2 separate regions of the Homo sapiens genome follow, and region 2 is linked to region 1. Evidence: chromatin contacts called from ENCODE Hi-C or POLR2A ChIA-PET data. All regions are on one chromosome and are shown on one strand. Each heading gives the region's core, a stretch centred on a gene start or an enhancer-like site at or near the end of the contact. The rest is flanking DNA. Distances are from core to core; before and after follow the strand shown. Region 1 has its middle 210 kb from the start of CYP26B1. Region 2 holds the start of CYP26B1 (cytochrome P450 family 26 subfamily B member 1).

The links. Hi-C counts contacts between places; a loop is a spot of excess contacts on that map. ChIA-PET counts read pairs that join two places held with the same protein, here RNA polymerase II (POLR2A).
Region 2: a map of gastrocnemius medialis shows a loop between it and region 1 (9-fold over the local background). The contact joins the promoter of CYP26B1 here to the enhancer-like site in region 1. A Hi-C loop is called at or near these places in 12 of 168 maps with a recorded cell type or tissue (PC-3, gastrocnemius medialis, heart left ventricle and 8 more). POLR2A ChIA-PET finds 5 or more read pairs at or near these places in 2 of 52 experiments (A673 and HCT116).

What each region holds. Positions count from the first base shown.
Region 1 is chr2:71,938,867-71,942,899 of GRCh38, forward strand. No RefSeq gene overlaps it. Among named protein-coding and RNA genes, the nearest start is that of CYP26B1, 210 kb to the right of the region's middle. Within about 2 kb of position 1,990, at least 6 of the 41 ENCODE cell types and tissues checked have a DNase peak (open chromatin) inside an H3K27ac peak, as active enhancers do; they include gastrocnemius medialis, where a contact is called at or near this core.
Region 2 is chr2:72,145,648-72,149,680 of GRCh38, forward strand. It overlaps CYP26B1 (cytochrome P450 family 26 subfamily B member 1), which reads right to left and starts at 2,215. Exons shown (of 6, transcript NM_019885.4): 1 at 1,984-2,215. The coding sequence starts at 2,187. RefSeq lists enhancers at 891-1,413, 1,603-2,104.

The sequences.
Region 1 (4,033 bases), core at 740-3,239:
TCTGCCACCATTGCCTCCTACCCACTGAGATGGAACTCCTCTCTCTCGAGCTGAAAGCTCACACCATCTCCACACTGGGCTCTCCACACACCCCTCTCCCCAGCAGGGACCTCGGCTCTCACCTGCCAGCCTCCACGCCAATGCTCATGCATTTGTCCGTGCCTGGAATCTCAACCACTGTGAAATCGACTTGCCCTTCAAGGCCCTAAGCAAATCCCACTCCCTGCACAAGACCTTCCCAGGAGTCACCCACTACCCTCACATTCCTGGTGCTCAGCTCCCTGTTACTCTGCTACCCTTGCTTGGCTGTGCTTCACTGATGATTGCCTATCTGGTTGAGCACCCAGCTGTGGGGCCAGGTGGAGGCTCCTCTTGCCAAGAGATTGGCCCTGGGGAAGAGCTGTGTCCATCCCGAGGAAGGAGTGCCTTTGTCTAACATGCGCAAAGGTACCATGTGGGCCAGCGGCAGCCCCATCCTGCCCTAAGACAGGAAGTGCTCAGTTCAAGGTGGGGCAGGACATACATGTGGGCTCGGCTGCCCTTGCCAGACAGCACCCTTGCCGAATGGGCAAGTCAGCAGCCTCTCTCTCGAAGCTGCCCCTTCTGTCCCCCCATGCTGCTCCACAGTTTCTCAGGGTTCAGGAATTGTCCCCCGCTGGAGTCAGATCTAGAGGAAGGTCCCATGCCTTCCTTTTCCAGGAGTTGTTGGACATTGAGACCTAAAACCCAGAGAACAGCCAAACCCAGGAGACATAGGTGCCAGGCTGCAGCCCATCCTGTAACTACAAGGCGGTACAGCTCCCTGGGGCCAGGCCAGCAGCACTGGCTTCCTGCAAAGCTTGACCAGAGTGCCAGCCAAGCCTCCGGGGGAGGAGGTGAGGAAGGAGAACAGAGAGGAAGAGGAGGGTGGGGAGGCTACCGAAGGGAGAAAACCGGCTAAGCCAGGGCCCCTCCAAGAGCCCTGCAGGCTGTTGACTGCATGAAGAAGGGCTACCGGAAGGCCAGTGACAACTGAAATCATTCCCCCTCCATTTGCTGCGTGTTTCCTGCCCAGGACGGGGACTCCAGAGGAAAGGGTGTCTAGAGAAAGAGCAAACCTTCCCTGGGGACCACCTTGAGATGTCATCCCTTTGTCCTTTTTTCACTCCCTCCTGGCCCTGCTTCTGCCCTAACCCAGGATGGGGAGAGGGGAGGCTTCATGTAAGGAGGACCCAGAAGTCACACTCCCAGAGGGGCAGGGTGGCCTGGGGCCTGGCCTTCTGCAGACCCCTGGGCCAGCTCCCAACAGCCTGGTCTGTGGAAATTGGATGATGTCCCCCTCCCTTGACGCCCCAGCCCCTGCCTCCTCCTCTCTAGCCCCAGTTGGCAGGGCTTAACTGGACACTCCCTCTGTCTGAGGCCAGTCCCCACCGGGAACCTGGCCAAACCGTCTGAGGCCAGGACGCATGGACAAAACAACCCAGGCCACCTCTGCCTCCACCCTATGGTGTGCACATCTCCCCTGGCCAGAGCACTGCCCAAGAGGAGGCATCATGTTCTCCCACAACTCCAGGGCTGGGACATTCTCGGGCCAAGAGCCAGGAGAGTCCAGCGCAGCAGGCACCTATGCTGACACTCATTTGGTCCAAACTCTTCATTTTGTTGGGGCAACTGTGGTCCTGGAAGGGGCAGTGGCTAACTGTCTCAGGCTCTCCAACAGCCCAGAAGCTCTCTGCAAGGCCCAGGGGTCCCCCTGATTGCTGTAGCAGGATCCCACATCCCTTCTTCTTGGGGAAATGATAGAGTTGGTTACATGTGCTTTGTCATCAACTCTATTTGAAAACTGTGAAAGGATCCGAGCTGCTTGGGAAGAGGCAGAGGGAGGCCAGTAATAGTTTAGTCTTAACAAAATAAAATTTTATGTTCCTTAAATACATGAAGTCACCCAGAACGGCCATTAACAAAGTGTGGTCAAGGAAAGGTACTGGCTGCCTCAGAGATGAGGTCAGAGTTCACTTGTGATTGGCATGCTAACTGCTCCCATGCAACCGGGTGTTGCCAAAGGGCACAGCACTCCCTCTGCCATCTGGAACACAACACTTGCCCGGAGGCCAGTAGCTCCTGTTATTATTATCTTGTTCCCACTAGGAGTTTGTTCAGCACATGTTCCCATCAGCAGGGTCCAATTCCTCTCTGGCCTTGTAAAAGCATCACAAATTCTAAATTAGAGGTGTCTGAGCTAACGAGGGCCTCTCCCTACTCTTCTTAAGTTTCTTCCATTGTGTGTTTCTCATCCCCACCACCGTCTCCCGGCTAGATCTTTAATTCCACAGAGACAGGGACCATGTCTTCTATTTCATCCATTCAACAAGTATTGATTGACCACCTGCCATGGGTTGTACCAGGTGCTTTGGGGAATACAAAACATGAGAAAGCCACGTCTCTGCCCTCAAGAAAGAGACGATGGCTCTGAGTGACTGCGTTGCCTTGCTTTGTGTAGCCATCAGTATTTTTAATGCTATTTTAGACTCTAGCTCCTTTAATACCCACAATAGTCCTGAGGGGGTGGGAGGAGCTATATTGTTTCCACATGTCAGATGGGTAAACTGGGGCTCAGAAAAGCTACCTGACTCCCCCAGAGCCACACAGCCTATTGGTTGTGAAGCTTGAGCTAGAACCCCTGGTTTCCTATCCTTTCTAACAGGGGGCAGTTAGGGACATGCATGCTCACACACACAACCTCCTCTGCCAGCTTGTTGGAGGAGGCTGGATCATGCCCTCCTCTTCTTTGGCCTTGCCTAAGATAGCCCCAAATGTCCCCATCCCCATCCCAGCATGTACAGTTTAAGCAAGTGTAGCTTCATGAAAGTAGAGTCTGTTCTCCCTCACTGGGGGCTTAAAAAAGAAAATGAGAAAAGCAATGAAAAAAATGATATAAGAAATTTTGTATTTAGCCAAATGCTCATAGGAGAGGAGGGGCCTAACTGGCAGGAAGCACCCCCCAACTGCACTCAGCGCCTCCCACAGGGTTCTGCCAAGAGCTCTGCGAAGGAGGTGTCTATCTGTTCAGTGGGTGGATTTTGCACACAGCTTTAAAGAAAACAGAGGCCCCCTAGTTGGCTATAACATTGTCCTGTGGGCTCCCTGGGGACAATAAAGTGGTTCCATCCCAGGAAGCAGCCAGCAGGCAATGATTTTGTGTCTGAAATGCACGCCAGCCTTTTATCTCTAACCCAAAGGGGCCAAGCATGAGTGTGCTGATGGCTTGGTGTCGCCCATCTTCACTGCTAGGGACAGAGCTCTGGGGCAAAAATGGAAGCCTGGTGAACTAAACCGGGATGGGGCACTGGGTATCCTCTCTTCCCTTTTCACAAAGTACCCCCTGTTTATTCCATGTATTCCATTGCTTGACTGCTAGACGATGCTAGCTCCCCTGAGGACATTTCGTGGATGTGGCCAGCCAGGCGCGAGGGGCTGGGGGAAGGGGAGAAGGCAGATGTTGCCACCTGGCCTTCACTCCACAGGCCTGGGTGGAAGTGGGCAGTCAACTTAAAGAGTAAAGAGTCCATATGGGAGGAAGCGACTTCTGGGGAGGAGGCAGGGTTAGACCCCAGAGGGGCCTGCCTGGGAGCTCCCTCTCAGGGATCACAGCAGAAGAGAAACATCTCACGAGTCTGGGGAAGTTTTGTCCCAGGATAGCTGTGGTTTTCAAACTTGAGTGCACATCAGAATCCTCTGGGGGGCTTGGGAATATACAGATTCCAGGGCCTCACCTCTTCCCACCTCCAGTTTCTGATTTATATTTTTGGTCTGGGGTGAGGCCCAAGAATTTGTATTTCTAGTCAGTTCTCAAGTGATGCTGCTACTCTGGGGTCACTTGAAAATCACTGGAGTTTTCTAGAAGAATTGACAAGTTGACCTGCTATAGGGGAAGGTTCAGAACAGAAGATGAGCAAATGCCTGCCTTCAAAGACCTCCTAGCCTGTTCTCCAGTGGTGGTCTGGGACAGTAAGGCAGGGAAGTGGACCAAATGGCATGGAGAGGGAGACATCAA
Region 2 (4,033 bases), core at 965-3,464, 210 kb after region 1:
TTTTCTTTCAACACAAAAGTTGGGTTGTGAATTTTCCGAGGTCGCCGCCGCCTCGCCCCCACCCCCCGCCTCTGATCTGCCTAACTATAATTAAAGTGCGTTTTTTGTGGCATTAATAAAGAGTTATTTGTCCGCCGTTTCCACGGTCTTCACAAAGAGTACTTTCATAGGGGCGGCCGCTCGGGCCGCGAGTCCAATTTATACAAAAATGTTGTATTTTTAGCCCTGGGCTCTGTTTAGATGGCGCTCGGTGGAAACGGAGAGCCCTTGGAGGTCCCCCCGTAAAATCTGATAAATGACTCCGAAAAAATAACGCTGGGATTCAGAGGGCTCTCATTAACCCCTTAGGCGCTCCTGTACACGTACCCCCTATTTCCCTCCTCACCTCCAGATCTAGGGCCCCGGGTTGGAGGGATGGGGAGGCTTAGGTTTCCTCCTCCCTAACTTCTGTGCAGGTTGGACGCTGACCCCCAGGGGCTCTTGTGGGATTCGGAGAAAAGGTCATGGGGACCTGAGGGGGGGCAGAGAGGTCAGGAAACGAAGTGGGGGTGGGTGGTGACAGACCGTGGATTCAGCAGACTGGCTCTAAAAGGCGGGAGCCGTTGCCCAAGTTATTTTATTTCCTAAATTCGCGGCCCAAAGCCTAGAGCACCGCTGCAGTTGACACTTTAAGTGTGGTGGCGAGGGAAAGGCTCTGGGGATTTCTTTGCGGGGGGTGGGGGGGTGATACATCCATTGGTTGAAAGGACCCCCACCTCATTGCACGAACAACCCCAAAAAGAGATGGGCCTAATCCGGGACGTGGAAAGACCACAGGGCAGAGGAACTTCGAACCCCCTCCCCGCCCCCGCTCCGCTGTCACTCGTCCCGGGGCAGGGTGAGTGCGTGTGTGCGCGAGCGCGCGGATTGCACGCGTCTGTTAATTTCAAGCCAAGCTTTCGCACCTGTAAACCCACAGGTCGCAGCGCTCACCTTTCGCTTCACCTCTCTAGTGCGGGGATTGTCAGTTTCAGGACATCCCTGCTTCCCCTAACAGAACAAACGCGCGTACACACAAATACACCTCCCGCAGTTACTGCAGAGGCGCTCCGCTCCCCCACCCCAAGAAGAAAACCGGTGTGTATCACATTGCAAAAGCGATTGTCTGGCACTTGATGAGGTGAACTCCAGGTTAATCTCCCCATTACCTACCTGGGTCTGGTCCCTGACGCGCCTCACCCCCGTTATCACCAGCAGAGTGGGGTTGTGCGGCATCTAACAAGCACACACGCACTCTCTCTCTATGGATCCCACACTCACCTCTCCCAAGTTTCCCTCTCCTGCCAAACTGTCCCCACCCAATAAGTAAATAGACCCTTTTCCCCGAAAGCCTAGAGCCCTGGATTCTCATTTTTCCTTGGGTTACCTTCTTCCTCTTCCACCACAAAACAGACACACTCGCGCGGACCGCGGACCAGGGACACTGTACCTGGCGCTGCCGACGGCGCCGCAGGAACACAGTTTTAAATCGGCAATTCAAGCTGCCACCAGCCCCCTCCTCTCCCGACTCAATTTTCGGCTCCCAGCGACACAGCCAACCCCAGAAAGCCGAGGGCGACTGGGGGCTTGCAGCACCGAGGGGAGGCGAAAGCGGCTCAGGACCGGACCCTCCCCCGGGACCGCGCCTCGCTAGGCGCCCCCGGGGCGCTCCACGCCCCCTGCCAGGCCAGCCGCGACCCAGGCAAGTCCATCTTGGGAGCCCCCTCAGGTCCGGGAACCCCTCTTACCAGCCCCCTGAACCTGCGCCGCGGGCGCCAGTGGTCCCGGAACCGCGCTGCCGGCGGGCTGGGGAAGCCCGGGCTGCTGCGGCAGAGAGGAGGGAAGGGGCGGGGCGGGGACCAGTGCCTTCAGGCTCCCGGCGCCCCCTGGCCGGCCCGCCGCTCCGTCTGCCCCGCGCTCGCAGCTAGCGGACCCCGGAGTGCAGCGGAGCGAGCGCGCCCTTACCTGCAGCAGCCAGTGGCCGGTCTCTCCGATGAGCGGGAAGCCCATGGATCCCTTGGGGATGGGCAGCTTGCAGCTCTTGTCGCGAGTGGCGGCCCAGCGCAGCTGCCACAGCTGCTGCGACACGGCCAGCAGCAGCGTCACGGACACCAGGCACGCGGCGAGGGTGGCCAGCGCCGACACCAGATCCAAGCCCTCAAAGAGCATGTTGGCGGCCGCTCGGGGGATTGGCTGTGCCGGCCGCGGCGGGGGAGGGGAGGGCCCGACGGGAGGGGACCGGAGCGGCGGGGGAGGGGAGGCTGCGGCCGGGGGTCCTGGCACCTCCAGCCGAAACAGAGAAGGAGGAAGGGGCCAAGGGAAAGGGAGTGGAGGCTGCGAGGGGAGCGGAGAGAGGGAGGAAAAAAATTGCCTAAAAGAAGAGAGGAAACACGAGGCGACTGGGGTGCAACTTTGTTTGTTTGTTTGTTTGTTTGTTCCTTTATAGCGGGCTTAGGGGCTGCTCAAGGGGTGGTGAGATGAAGCCGTGAGTCAAGCTGGTGGGTTTGCTCTCCCCGCTACCATCACACTCGGAAAACTTTGGAAAACTTTGTCCAGAGGGAGCCTCTCTCTCGTAAGCCCCTTCCCCTGCTCGGAAAAAAAGAAGGGGGCAGAGAGCTAGCAGAGAGAAAGTGCGGTCGATTTGTCAAAAGTATTGCAGTATGGCCCCAAAATTCCTAGGTGAAAAAAAGAAAAAAAGAAAAAATTCCTGAATCCAAAAATTCCAACGAACCCAGAAACTTTGGGGGCGAGGGAGAAAGCTCCCTGGCTGAGGCGAGTGGAGAGGCCGGAGCCTAAAAGTCCCTGGGCTGCCCGGGGCGGCGCGCTCGAGCCCCAGAGCCGCCGCAGCACCCCCGAGGCAGGAGCGGCGGGCGAGGCGGCGAGGCGGGCGCTGCGGCCCGAGCGCGGGTGCGGAGCCGGCGGGCCGCGGCCGGGACGGGACGCAGCCGGCGACAGAGCCCCGGGCGGGCGATGGGGCGGCGGCGGCGGCGGCGGCGGCGGCGGCGGCGGCAGCGGGCGGGAGGGGTGAGGCGGGGTGGGGTTGGGGGAGGAGGTGGAAAACCCGAGCTGGGCTATTGTATCAATTAAGAAAAGGCAGTCCGTCCCGGGACGCGGTCTCTCGGCTCTGGAGTTGCTGCTGGGGGAAGAAATGGGGAAAAAAGAAAGGAAGGCAAAAGGAATGAAAGAGGGGGAAAAGCAGGAGGCAGGATTTCAGGGCTGGTGGTTTTAAAAGCTTCTCTCAATGTGAATTTGAGTCCAAAGCGAGGCGATGCGTGTGTTTATATAGAGGCGGGAGGCTGCGCCGTGGGCGCCCCGCCAGCACCCCCCCGCCCCAACCCGCGCGCTCACAAAGCCGGAGGCGTGGTGAGAGGCCGGGCCCGCGGCCGGAGCTGGAGAGCGCAGCCCGGCCTCCCGCCCCGCCCCGGCCGCCCGCCGCCCGCCGCCCGCAGCCCGCCCGGGACCCACTTGTAGCCGCCGCAGGATCAAACTCAGTTCACCTCTCGCCTCCTCTTCTTTCTCGCCGGCGTCTCGCTGAGCCCAGCGCCTACAGACGGACGAGATGAGACACACGCGCGCGCACCTACGCGCACACACACACAACACACACGCGCACACACACAACACACACACCTCCGCACACACGGTGCGCACTCGCTTAGTGCCTGCTTGGCTTCTAGGCTCCTTCCCTTCCTCTTTTCCTCCTTCCCAGGTCAGCGGTCCCCTCCTCCAGCTCCGAGCAGTCCCTCCTGGGCCGAAGCCCCGGCAGCGGAGGTCCTGGCCGGACTGCCCCCTCGACTGGCAGGCGCCCAAAGCCCTCGAAACTGTGCCTTAGGGTCCCGAGCTTCCAACCCCCGGGATCCCGCTGGCTCTTATCTCCAGGGACCCCTGAGTTACCAGTCCCAATCCCCCTAAGCCAGATCCCCCATTCCCGATCCCTATATCCTCACACCTCCGATGCTAAGGTCCGCCCCCGCCATATGTCTCTTACCCTACGGAACCTGGAGGTTCTCCTGTC